Linked DNA regions of Homo sapiens: region 2 is linked to region 1. Evidence: chromatin contacts called from ENCODE Hi-C or POLR2A ChIA-PET data. All regions are on one chromosome and are shown on one strand. Each heading gives the region's core, a stretch centred on a gene start or an enhancer-like site at or near the end of the contact. The rest is flanking DNA. Distances are from core to core; before and after follow the strand shown. Region 1 holds the start of SCN1B (sodium voltage-gated channel beta subunit 1). Region 2 holds the start of FXYD7 (FXYD domain containing ion transport regulator 7).

Region 1 (4,878 bases), core at 157-2,656:
CCCATCCACTACTCAAAGCTTTCCTGAGCTCTCTCCTGCCCCAGGGCTTTTGCAGCCCACTGAATTCCAGTCTTAGAATTCCTTCACACTCTTACCTGGCACCTCCTTTCTGCCTCCCAGCACTCTGTAGCTAACGCTGTGTCTCTTCTGCTGCAGCCCTGTGCTGTCCTTGTTTCCTGATCCTCAGGACTTCTCATCCATCCGCCTCCCCTGCGGTCCCTTTCAGACTCCCTGAGGGCCTCTGTCTCAGTCCCTCCTATCTTTGTCCCTCTCAGGGGTCTCTCTGAAGGTCCCTCCACTTTTTGTCCACTCTCTGGGCTCAGAAGGAGACCTCTCCTAATCTCTTTCCACCTTTCTACGTCTATCCCTTTTCAAACTCCATGCAAGATTCTCTCCCGGTGTTCACGGGCACCCGCATCTCCCTCTCTCTTCTCTCCATCTCCTTCTGCCTTTCTCAAGTTTCCCTTTCTCCATCGCGCTCAGTCTCTTAACTCTCTCTCTCTCTCTCTCTCTCCAATACCCCTCTCTCTGTCTCCGTCTCCCCCTTGACCCCCATGTCCCCAGCATCCCAGCGGACCACTCCGGTGCGCTCCGAGTCCTTCTCTGTCTCTCGCCCCCTTCCTCCCGTCTTCATCTCTCCCTGTCCCTCCGTCTTTCCCGTCCCAGTCTCCGGGCGCCGCCTTCCCCCCACCCCCCTCCCGCGGCTGTGGGTGTCACATTGCAGCCTGCGGGGCTCCGGGAGCAGCTGACTCCGCGTTTCCTCGCCCCCGGCTGGGCGCCTGCAGCCGCCAGGCTGTGCCAGCCCGGCCCCCACCCGCTGGAGCCCACCCTCACCTCCACTGCCCTCCCCAAGCCCGGCTCCCGCGCGCACAACTTCTGAAGCTGACTTGGCGGGGCCCGGGGATGGGCCGGGGGTGGCCCTCGCGCGGCTGCCCCGTGTCCCGAGCGCCACTCCCGCCGCCCCGCCAGTGCCCCCGCGGTGCCCCCCGGCCGCGCGCGCCCCCCGCGCACTCACCCAGTGCCGCGCCGACCACTAAGGCCAGCAGCCTCCCCATGGCTGCGCGGCGCGTGCTGCGCCCCCCTCCCGGGCCGCCGGTATTAATAGCGGGGCGAGAGGCGGCGGGACCTGGCGGCGGTTAGAATGTCCCCGGGAGCGCGCGGGCGCAGCAGCTGCGGCTCTGGGACCGGCGAGGGGGGAGGAGGGGGGGCGCGGCCCCCCCGCTCCGGTTACCGCCGGGGGCCCAGCCCCGGGGCCCGGCGTCCGGGCATCCCCGCCGCGCGGGCGGCGGCCGCTGCTCGGGCTGCTGCGCTGGCGCGCGCAGCCGGGCACATCCGCTAGGTGCACCGACCCCGGTCCCGCTCCGGCTCGGGCGCGCTCGGGCGCGGACCGCGGTCTCCTGCGCACTGCAGCGGCGGCGGCGGCGGCGGCGGCGGCGGCCTAGGGAGGGACGAGGGAGGAGAGGGAGGGGGCGGGATGAATCACCGCGGGGGGAAGGCGCGGCCGCCCAGCCTTTGCCGCAGCGGCCCGGGAGGCGCCCGCTGCACCGGCCTCTCCGGGTGGCGCAGGGACCGCGACTTCTGGGAACGGGGAGGGTGGTCTGTGTGTCTCCGACCCCGCTGGGGCTCTGAGGACCACCCCCCCCCCCCCACCTTCCCAGGGAGTCTGGAAAGGTCACCCCCAGAGTCACAGGAGGACTTAGAGCGCAGTTTGGGGGCCGGGTTTCCGACTTCAAATGATGGAGGTCATCCTCAGGAGTTCCAGAGGGCGAACCTCCAAGTTATCTCCCCTGAGCCCTGATATCCAGGCCTGGGGGTCAATGTGCAGGGACCCCAAGTAGGCATTAGAGGAGGGTGGGGGGCCGTCAGGCTAGGACTACAGCTACAATCCGGACCTCACCCAAGCAGGCGGGGCACCCTGGAGAGAAGCAGCCCCGGGAATCTGGAGGTGCTGTTTCAGGAGGAGGACCCCTTCGTGATCCCCTGCACCCATTTATGTCCCTGATGTCACCTTCTACCCCTCTTTCCTCCCACTCCACTCTGGCTGTTCAGGCCCTCCTGCTGTTCCCAACACAGGGAACCCGTTCCTGCCTCAGGGCCTTGGCCCCAGCTCTCCCCTCTGCCCCGGCTCTCCCCCCCTGCCCCGCCCCTCTCCGTGGGCCTCCATGGCTCCAATGTCACCTTCGTCAGGTCTTCTGTGTCCCTTCAGGGTAAACTGCCTTCCCCGCTCCTAACCTGACCTCCTTTACTCTTTACCTCTTGTTGAGTGTTTTCCACAGCAGCCTCACTACCTGACATTATGTTCTTTTTTTTTTTTTTTTTTTTTTTTTTTTTTTGAGATAGGGTCTGGCTCTGTTGCCCAGGCTGGAGTGCAGTGGCTGATCTCGTCTCACTGCAACCTCCGCCTCCCGGGTTCAAGCGATTATCCTGCCGCAACCTCCCAAGTAGCTGGGAGTACAGGTGTGCACCATCATGCCTGGCTAATTTTTTTATTTTTTAGTAGAGACAGGGTTTCACCATGTTGACCATGCTGGGATTACAGATGTGAGCCGCCCCCCGCTATCCCAGCACTTTGGGAGGCCAAGGGGGGCAGATCACCTGAGGACAGGAGTTCGAGACCAGCCTGACGAGCATGGTGAAACCCCGTCTCTACTAACAATACAAAAAAAATTAGCTGGGAGTGGTGGTGGGCACCTGTAATCCCAGTTACTTGGGAGGCTGAGGAAGAATCGCTTGAACCCGGGAGGCAGAGGTTGCAGTGAGCCAAGATCGCATCACTGCACTCCAGCCTGGGCAACAAGAGCGAAACTCCGTCTCAAAAAAAAAGGCCGGGCGCAGTGGCTCACGCTTGTAATTCCAGCATTCTGGGAGGCCGAGGTGGGCGGATCACGAGGTCAAGAGATCGAGACCATCCTGGCCAACATGGTGAAACCCCATCTCTACTAAAAATACAAAAATTAGCTGGGCGTGGGGGCACATGCCTGTAGTCCCAGCTACTCAGGAGGCTGAGGCAGGAGAATCGCTTGAACCCGGGAGGCAGAGGTGGCAATGAGCCGAGATCACACCACTGCACTCCAGCCTGGTGACAGAGTGAGACTCCATGTAAAAAAAAAAAAAAAAAAAAAAAAAAAAAATCTCCCAGGTGAGGATATTGTCTTGTGTCTCTTGCACCTTGAACTGTTCCTGGCACATTGTAGGTACTCAATCAATATTTGTCAAACAAATAAATGAATGCCAATGTTCACTAAGTCCTTGGGATTTGCAGAACCCACTTCTACTGCCCCAAACCTTCAGCAAGTTCTATTATCCCCATTTTACAGATGAAGAAACTGAGGCTGGGAGAGGGCCGTGCCCCTGCCCAGAGTCATGTAGCTGGCCTAGGATGGATGTGGAATCCTGCCCCAGCAGTGGTGAGTGGCCTGTCCTACCAGTAGGTTCTGCCAAATTGAGAGAATGGAGATGGGAGTTCTGGGCTGTCAGGACCAGGGTGGGAGTGAGACTCTCGGCTGAAGGGTCACTACCCAGATCCTAGCCTCCAATTCCGGGTGGGGTAAGGTCTCAGAATCCCCCTGGCCCAGCCCTGCCAGGCAAGAGGAGCCAGGGTGTGGGGCAGGACCATGGCAGAGGGGCAGGGAGCCAGGGACATCCGACACCTCTGTGGTCTAGACTTTTACGCCAGCACCTTCTGAGCTGTGAAATTCCCCTGCAGAGAATAACCCTCTTGCTGTTCCGGGCCCTTCCACTGGTGGGGGATGGTAGGTGAAGGCACAGTGAGGACAGGCCTCAGCACTGGACAGGAGGCACCTCACGGCCCTATAAGCTATGTTCAGTGAGCACCTACTATGTATGGGCTTGGTGCTGTTCTAAGCATTCTAAGCACTTTACTAACATTAGCTCATTTAATTTTTCCTATAGGTGGTATTATTATTACACCCATATTACAGATATAGAAGACTGAGGCTCAGCATGGGTACCTTGCCATGATCACACAACTAGAGGATAGGAGAGGCTGGCTCTGCCTCCTATGCCACTCCTGATCCACTCTCCAAACCCTCCTCCAGTCCCCTGCTCCAAGCCATCAGTTAGGATGATTCTTATAGCCGGGGGTGTGACATGCCAAAGGTGTCTCTACCCCACATACTCCCTCTGGAACCAGGACAAGGTTTGCGTGAGGTGGACCTGGGTTCTTTCTGGACCAGGGACTTTGCCTCCAAGCTCATTTCCTCATCTGTAAAACAGGAATCCAACCAACGTCAGCCTGAATGGGCTGTGGTGGGGTCCTGAGGGGGTTAGGACCTTGCATGTAAATGTGGAGACCCCAGGGGTCAGGCCTGGAGTCTGCCTCCCTGCTGGGTAGCCTCGGGCGTGTACATCTTTGTCTCCACCTCATGGAATCACTGTGAGAATAAAATGAACATCAGATCTTGGCACAGAGCTGGGTACGTACGTACTTGGTACTCACTACGCGAGTTACTTTTTTCCCTCTATTTTTATGCAATAAGTGTAACATTTATTGAATACTTACTCCATTCCATCTGTGCCGGGCCCTGTTATAAGTAGCCACATTTATGAACTCCTTGAACCTATAATAGTGGTTCTCAAAGTGTGGTCTGGGGCTGGGCGTGGTGGCTCACGCCTGAAATCTCAACACTTTGGGAAGCTGAGGCGGGAGGATCGCTTGAGGCCAGGAGTTCAAGACTGGCCTGGGCAACACAGTGAGATCCCATCTCCAAAAAGAAATAAAAAATTAGCCGGGCGTGGTGGCTTACACCTGTAGTCCAAGCTACTCAGAAGGCTGAGGTGGGAGGATGGCTTGAGCACAGGAGGTCGAAGCTGCTGTGAGCCATGTTTGTGCCACTGCACTCCAGCCTGGGCGACAGA
Region 2 (4,878 bases), core at 1,225-3,724, 110 kb before region 1:
ATTTGAATAAAGCAAAAATTGTGACGGTAGTACTCAAAAGCGCCAAGATGGTGAGACGCTGCTTCAGGGTCCCTTGTGCTCTGTGTAAGTTTCCCCACCAGAGAGTAAATTTGTTTGACTCATCACTGCTGTTCATCCTGACATTTATGAAAGGCTCTTCAAGTTTTCTGGGATGAATGAATGAAGGAATGATTATGAGGCAGTCCTAGGCTGCAGGAGGCTGTAAAAGGTGGATTGTCTCACTTGTCTGTTTTCCACACACCCGTCCTTCCCCAAAGTTATCGGGAGCCCACTGGGTGAGCCCCTGTCCCAGAATCTGGTGTTCCATGTGGAAGATCCTCCTCCATGCGGAAGATCCTCCTCTGGTCCCTGCTGCCCCGGCAACCTGGGCCCTCAGGCGTGGCTGGGCTAAGGGTGGGGCCAGGAGTCAGGCAAAGGAATGTGCACTACTCCTGGCCAGCTGCCAAAGAGATATCAGGAAGGAGGTGGTTGCTATGGCAACTGGGGCATCTTGGGAGGTGAAGAGAGGTGATAGGTCCCGCCACCCCAGGCTGGGTGGGGTCCCCTGTGAGGTCCTGTGTGAGATGCAGGTTTCAATCTTGACCCTCTCCCCTCCTTTTGCACCTCCTGCCGTTGCCCCTGCAGGACTGGCTTCTGGCCAAGCTAAGGGTCCATTTCAGGGATAGGGACCCGGACCCAGCTGTGCTCATGCATCCCTCTTCTGTTCACTCCTAACTCTCCCTCCTGTTCTCTGGCAGGGTGGAGGGAGACTCTCCCCTCTTCCCCCCTCGCTCCCCAACAATTCATTAATTAGTTTCCTTAAGCAGCTTGCAATGCACAACATGCTTTTCCTCCCCCGGGGTTTCCCGAGACCTGCGGTCCCCTGTCATGCTGTGACTGGGAAAGGGGGAGGCAGAGGAGGTTGGGTTGAGGAGTCTGTCCTCCCACCTCTGCCCGTCTGCTGCCATCGATCCTGCTAACCACCACCTCTGCAAAAAGAAGCCCTGGGCTCCCGCCAGGCCTGCTGCCTCAGCCCTGCCCCCCTCCCTAGGGTAGCTTCCAGCCTCTGCAGCCCCCCCCACCCCCCGCCCTGCTTCGGATTCTGCAGATATGGCTCAGTGCAGCAGCCCCCGCCTGCTGGGAAGCGCGGAAGGGAGGGAGCCATCCAAGTGGAATTCGGGTTCCCTTCACTGCCAGGGGCTTCTCAGCACCCCTGGTCCCCTGCCCTCAGTGCTGGAGACCCTTGCTGGGCACTGGCTCCCTCTTGAAGCAGTCTGTGCCTTGCTCATCTGCAGAAGCAGGATTAGCAGTGGGGGCTATTAGGGGGCGACGGTAGAAGTGGGTGTTTAAGTGGGTGCATAACTGGGTTAATTGGTGTGGAATGGAAATCAGTGTGTGGCTGGATGGGGGCAGTAGGGGCAGCTAGGTGTATACCCAACAGCACCTCTGGGATTGGAAAACACCCCTGCTGTGGGCTGGAAGGAGGGTCCCATCGCCCCATTCCCACACATAGGGTCTCACTGCAGTGGTTTGGGCCCCACCCCACATGGCTCCCTTCTTCTCTTTCTACTCCCCTCTCTCCCCATGGGTCCGTCTCTCTCCCTCCGTCTCTCTGCTTCTCTCTCCATAGCGGTCTCAATCCCACTATCTCCCAGGCTCTCATTTTTTTTTCTCTCTCTCTCTGCATCTCTGTCTACTGCTCTCAGCCTCTCCCCTCCACTGGGAATCTCTCTGAGTCCATCTATTTGTCTTCCTGGGTCTTTGTATCTGTGACTCTGGATCTCCTGCCTCTCTTGGTCTCTGTCTCTTCCAGGTTCTCCCTGTCTGTCTCTTGCTATATCCCTTCTCTCTGTCTCTTCCTTCAGCTCTCACTCCTTTCCTCTGAACCTGGCTGTCAAGGGTTTCAGGAAACAGACACCCTAGGAGACAGCACTGGAAAGAAGAGGGACATGAACCTCCTCCCCTTCCCTTGCCCACCCCAGGGACCCTGAAATCTTCCAGAACGTCTCTGGTCGCAGACCCACCCGCTCCCACCCTGCAAGCTCATCTCTTCCCCGTCTGCTACCACCACGGTGCGGGACCAGCCACCCGGTTGCCATAGCGACCTGTCCGAGCATCCCTTCTCCCGGGACTGCCACTCTCCAACCGCAGGTCTGGCACAGGACGCCTGCCGGGGAGGGGGTGTCCCAGAGACCCGGAGGGGCGATCGGGGGGGCGCATTACAGGGGCTTCCGCCCACAGGAGGAGCGGACCTCCCTCCCCCAACTCCCTTGCCTTACCATTGCTTGAATCTCCCGACACCCTCTCTCCTAGGCTCTCAGATCCCGGAGCCCCCCTGCAACCCCCTCCCCAAACGACGCTCACCCTTTGTGGGGGTCTGGGTCGGGGTCGCCATGCTGGGCCGGAGCAGGGGGCTGCTGGATGCTTTGGCGGCGAAGGCGCGCTGCAGCAGCTGGAAGCAGGACGGACCGATGTGGGGGGGAGCTGGGGGGAGCCCTGGCGTGGGGGGGCCTGCAGCCAATGGGGGCCCGGGGAGCCCGCCCCCGTGCAGGCCACCCCCGCCCCCGCCCCCGCCCACCACCGTCGTCCCCGCCCCTTCCTCTAGGGTGGGGCGCCCCCTGCTGGGGCCCAGTGGCGCTGGCGTTTCGCGCTGAGGGACCGAGACCGACAAAGTGCTGTCGAGAGGAACGCACGTTTTATTGGAAGTCTTGGCGGCAGGGGGAGTCTGCGGGGGCAGGGCTGGGGAAGGGGCGGCGGAGGGGGCGGTGGGCGCGCAGGTGGAGCGTGGGAGATGTCAGGTGCCAGGGGAGTCCTGTGAGGGTGAAAAGGGTGAGAGGCGAGGGGGGACGTCCAGCCCCACCCCTCGCCGCCCTTCAACTCTGGCACTTGGCCCCCTCCCTCTCCCGCCTTTCCTTCCTCCCTCCTTCCCTCCCACCGCCGTGTCAGAGCTGCAGCACCTGGCCGGATTCCATCGCTCCAGGTGTTTCTACCGCCTGCGGGTGGACAGACCTGGGGGGAACACGGAGATCGGGGGTCATTCTGGAGAGGCATCCCCAGCTCCTGGGCAGGTGGGGCCCGCGGCGGGGCAACTCCCCGCCCTCCGCTTTCAGATCCAGCCCTTCCCTCTACGCAGCCAGGGAGGGCCGGGAAAAGCGGTCCTTGGAACCAGCCCTCTCCCCAGAATACCCGCAGTCTCCCCAGACTCACGGCGGATGGAGCTGCGGAAAGTTCCCTCCTCTTCATCGGGTTCCCCAGTCCTGGGAAGACAGAGGCAGAGGGATTTCGGGATGGAAAGGGGGAGAGGCTGCCCTTCTAGGAACCCCCCAGTACAAGCCTCCTTTCCCAGATTGGTGTAACTAGGCCCAGATATGGACGAAGAGCAGGCTCGGGGTCCGCCAGAAATGAGGAGCACCCAGGAGCAGCTTATGTGCTGGCAGGGGGCTTCTAAGCTGGTTAACAGTGAGTACCTCCGCGGATTTGGGGGCAGGGATGTGAAGTTGGTGGGGGAGGGATAGTCATGGGGACTTGGCAGACTGCCATGAGATGGCCTGGGTTGGAAACCCAGAACCCCCCATCTTCCACTTGAGTGATCTTGAACAAAGTGACTTTACCTCCCTGTGCCTTAGTTTCCTCATCTGTCAAATGGGGTTAATAACAGCACCTCCCTCCCAGAGGAAGTGAAACCGTATCTAACACGTGGTACACACCCAGTAAATATTAGCTACTACTTATGATAATATCTATAATTGTTCTAACATATTCATACATTGTCCATGCTTTAACATTTTATTCGAAGAGGAATCAAAGAGCTAGGAACAAGACTCTAAGCTAAACTGGGCCGCGTGTGAGATGATCTCATTTCACCGCCGTTTCTTCTTTCCTGCACTTTGTGTTATCACGCTTTGTGATTTTTCTATCTGTGGGGCTGTTGGAACCCACGGCCACCGCCTCCACTAGGCTGGGAGCTCGGCCAGGAAGGGCGGGAGGTTTTTTCCTCGCTTGGTCCCAGGGCCAGGCTTGGGCCATGGCACATAGTAGGTGCTTAATACATAGTCGCTGACGGGGATCGGGCTGCGGGTCAGGGGTACTCCCCGCCTCACCCGCGGCGCCCTCCAGAGCAGGAGCGGGCGAAGGAGGGCGGGGAGGGGCGTCTTACCTCTGCTGCTGGTTGAACTTGCACCGGCATCTTCTGCCTGTGGGCGTGGAGAGGTAGGAGAAGCTGAGGCTCCCTCCCGGCGGGCGCCAAGCGGCGCTGTAGCTCCAGCTCGCCCTCGCGAGGGGCGGGGCTTGGGGGACGGGGCGGGGCTAGAGGCGAGACCGGGGGCCGGGGAACCAAGGCAGGGTAGGCGGGGCAAGGCCTGGGAGGGGTTGGGGCGGGGCGGGGCCAGGGAGGGGCGGGACCAGGGAGAAGCGGGGCCAGGGAGAGGGGGGCTAGGGAGAGGCGGGGCCAGGGAGAGGCGGGGCCAGAGAGAGGTGGGGCCAGGGAGAGGCGGGGTAGAGGGCGGGAGCTAGGGGCACTCACTCAGCACGATGAGGATGCCCAGGATGAAGAGGATCCCGGCGATGACGAGGCCTCCGATCTGCAGGGACTGGTAGTCTGTGAGCAGCAGAGCAGGGAAGGTGAGGGCAGGGAAGACAGGAGGGAGAATAGGAGAGGGGTAAATTGGGAAGGAGGGAACAGGGAGAAAGGACCAGCAGGCAGAAGGGGGGAAGTAAGATAATTAAGGGGGAGCAGATATGGGAGGAGGAAAGTGGGGTACCAGGGAGAGGAAAGGGGTGTATAGGAAAGGGAGGGAGGGGACAGGGAGGAGGAGGACAGGGGGGAGAGAAGACGGGAAGAAGCAGAGGATGGGCCACGAGATGCTGAGACAGACGCAG

What was found. A loop is a pair of places that touch in the nucleus more often than their neighbours do. ChIA-PET counts read pairs that join two places held with the same protein, here RNA polymerase II (POLR2A). Pooled maps may share reads with other maps.
Region 2: a pooled map of gastrocnemius medialis shows a loop between it and region 1 (7-fold over the local background). The contact joins the promoter of FXYD7 here to the promoter of SCN1B in region 1. A Hi-C loop is called at or near these places in 1 of 168 maps with a recorded cell type or tissue (gastrocnemius medialis) and 8 of 50 pooled maps. POLR2A ChIA-PET finds 5 or more read pairs at or near these places in 6 of 52 experiments (CD4-positive, alpha-beta T cell, H1, MCF 10A and 3 more).

The regions. Positions count from the first base shown.
Region 1 is chr19:35,026,998-35,031,875 of GRCh38, reverse strand. It overlaps SCN1B (sodium voltage-gated channel beta subunit 1), which reads right to left and starts at 1,406. Exons shown (of 6, transcript NM_001037.5): 1 at 1,016-1,406. The coding sequence starts at 1,055. RefSeq lists silencers at 829-937, 1,277-1,436.
Region 2 is chr19:35,140,851-35,145,728 of GRCh38, reverse strand. It overlaps FXYD7 (FXYD domain containing ion transport regulator 7), which reads right to left and starts at 2,474. Exons shown (of 6, transcript NM_022006.2): 1 at 2,365-2,474. The coding sequence starts at 2,395. FXYD1 (FXYD domain containing ion transport regulator 1) reads right to left here. Exons shown (of 8, transcript NM_021902.4): 4 at 4,523-4,597; 5 at 4,157-4,193; 6 at 3,208-3,257; 7 at 2,958-3,009; 8 at 2,620-2,812. The coding sequence ends at 2,987. RefSeq lists enhancers at 1,691-2,252, 2,253-2,813, 3,937-4,499 and silencers at 4,134-4,353, 4,464-4,593.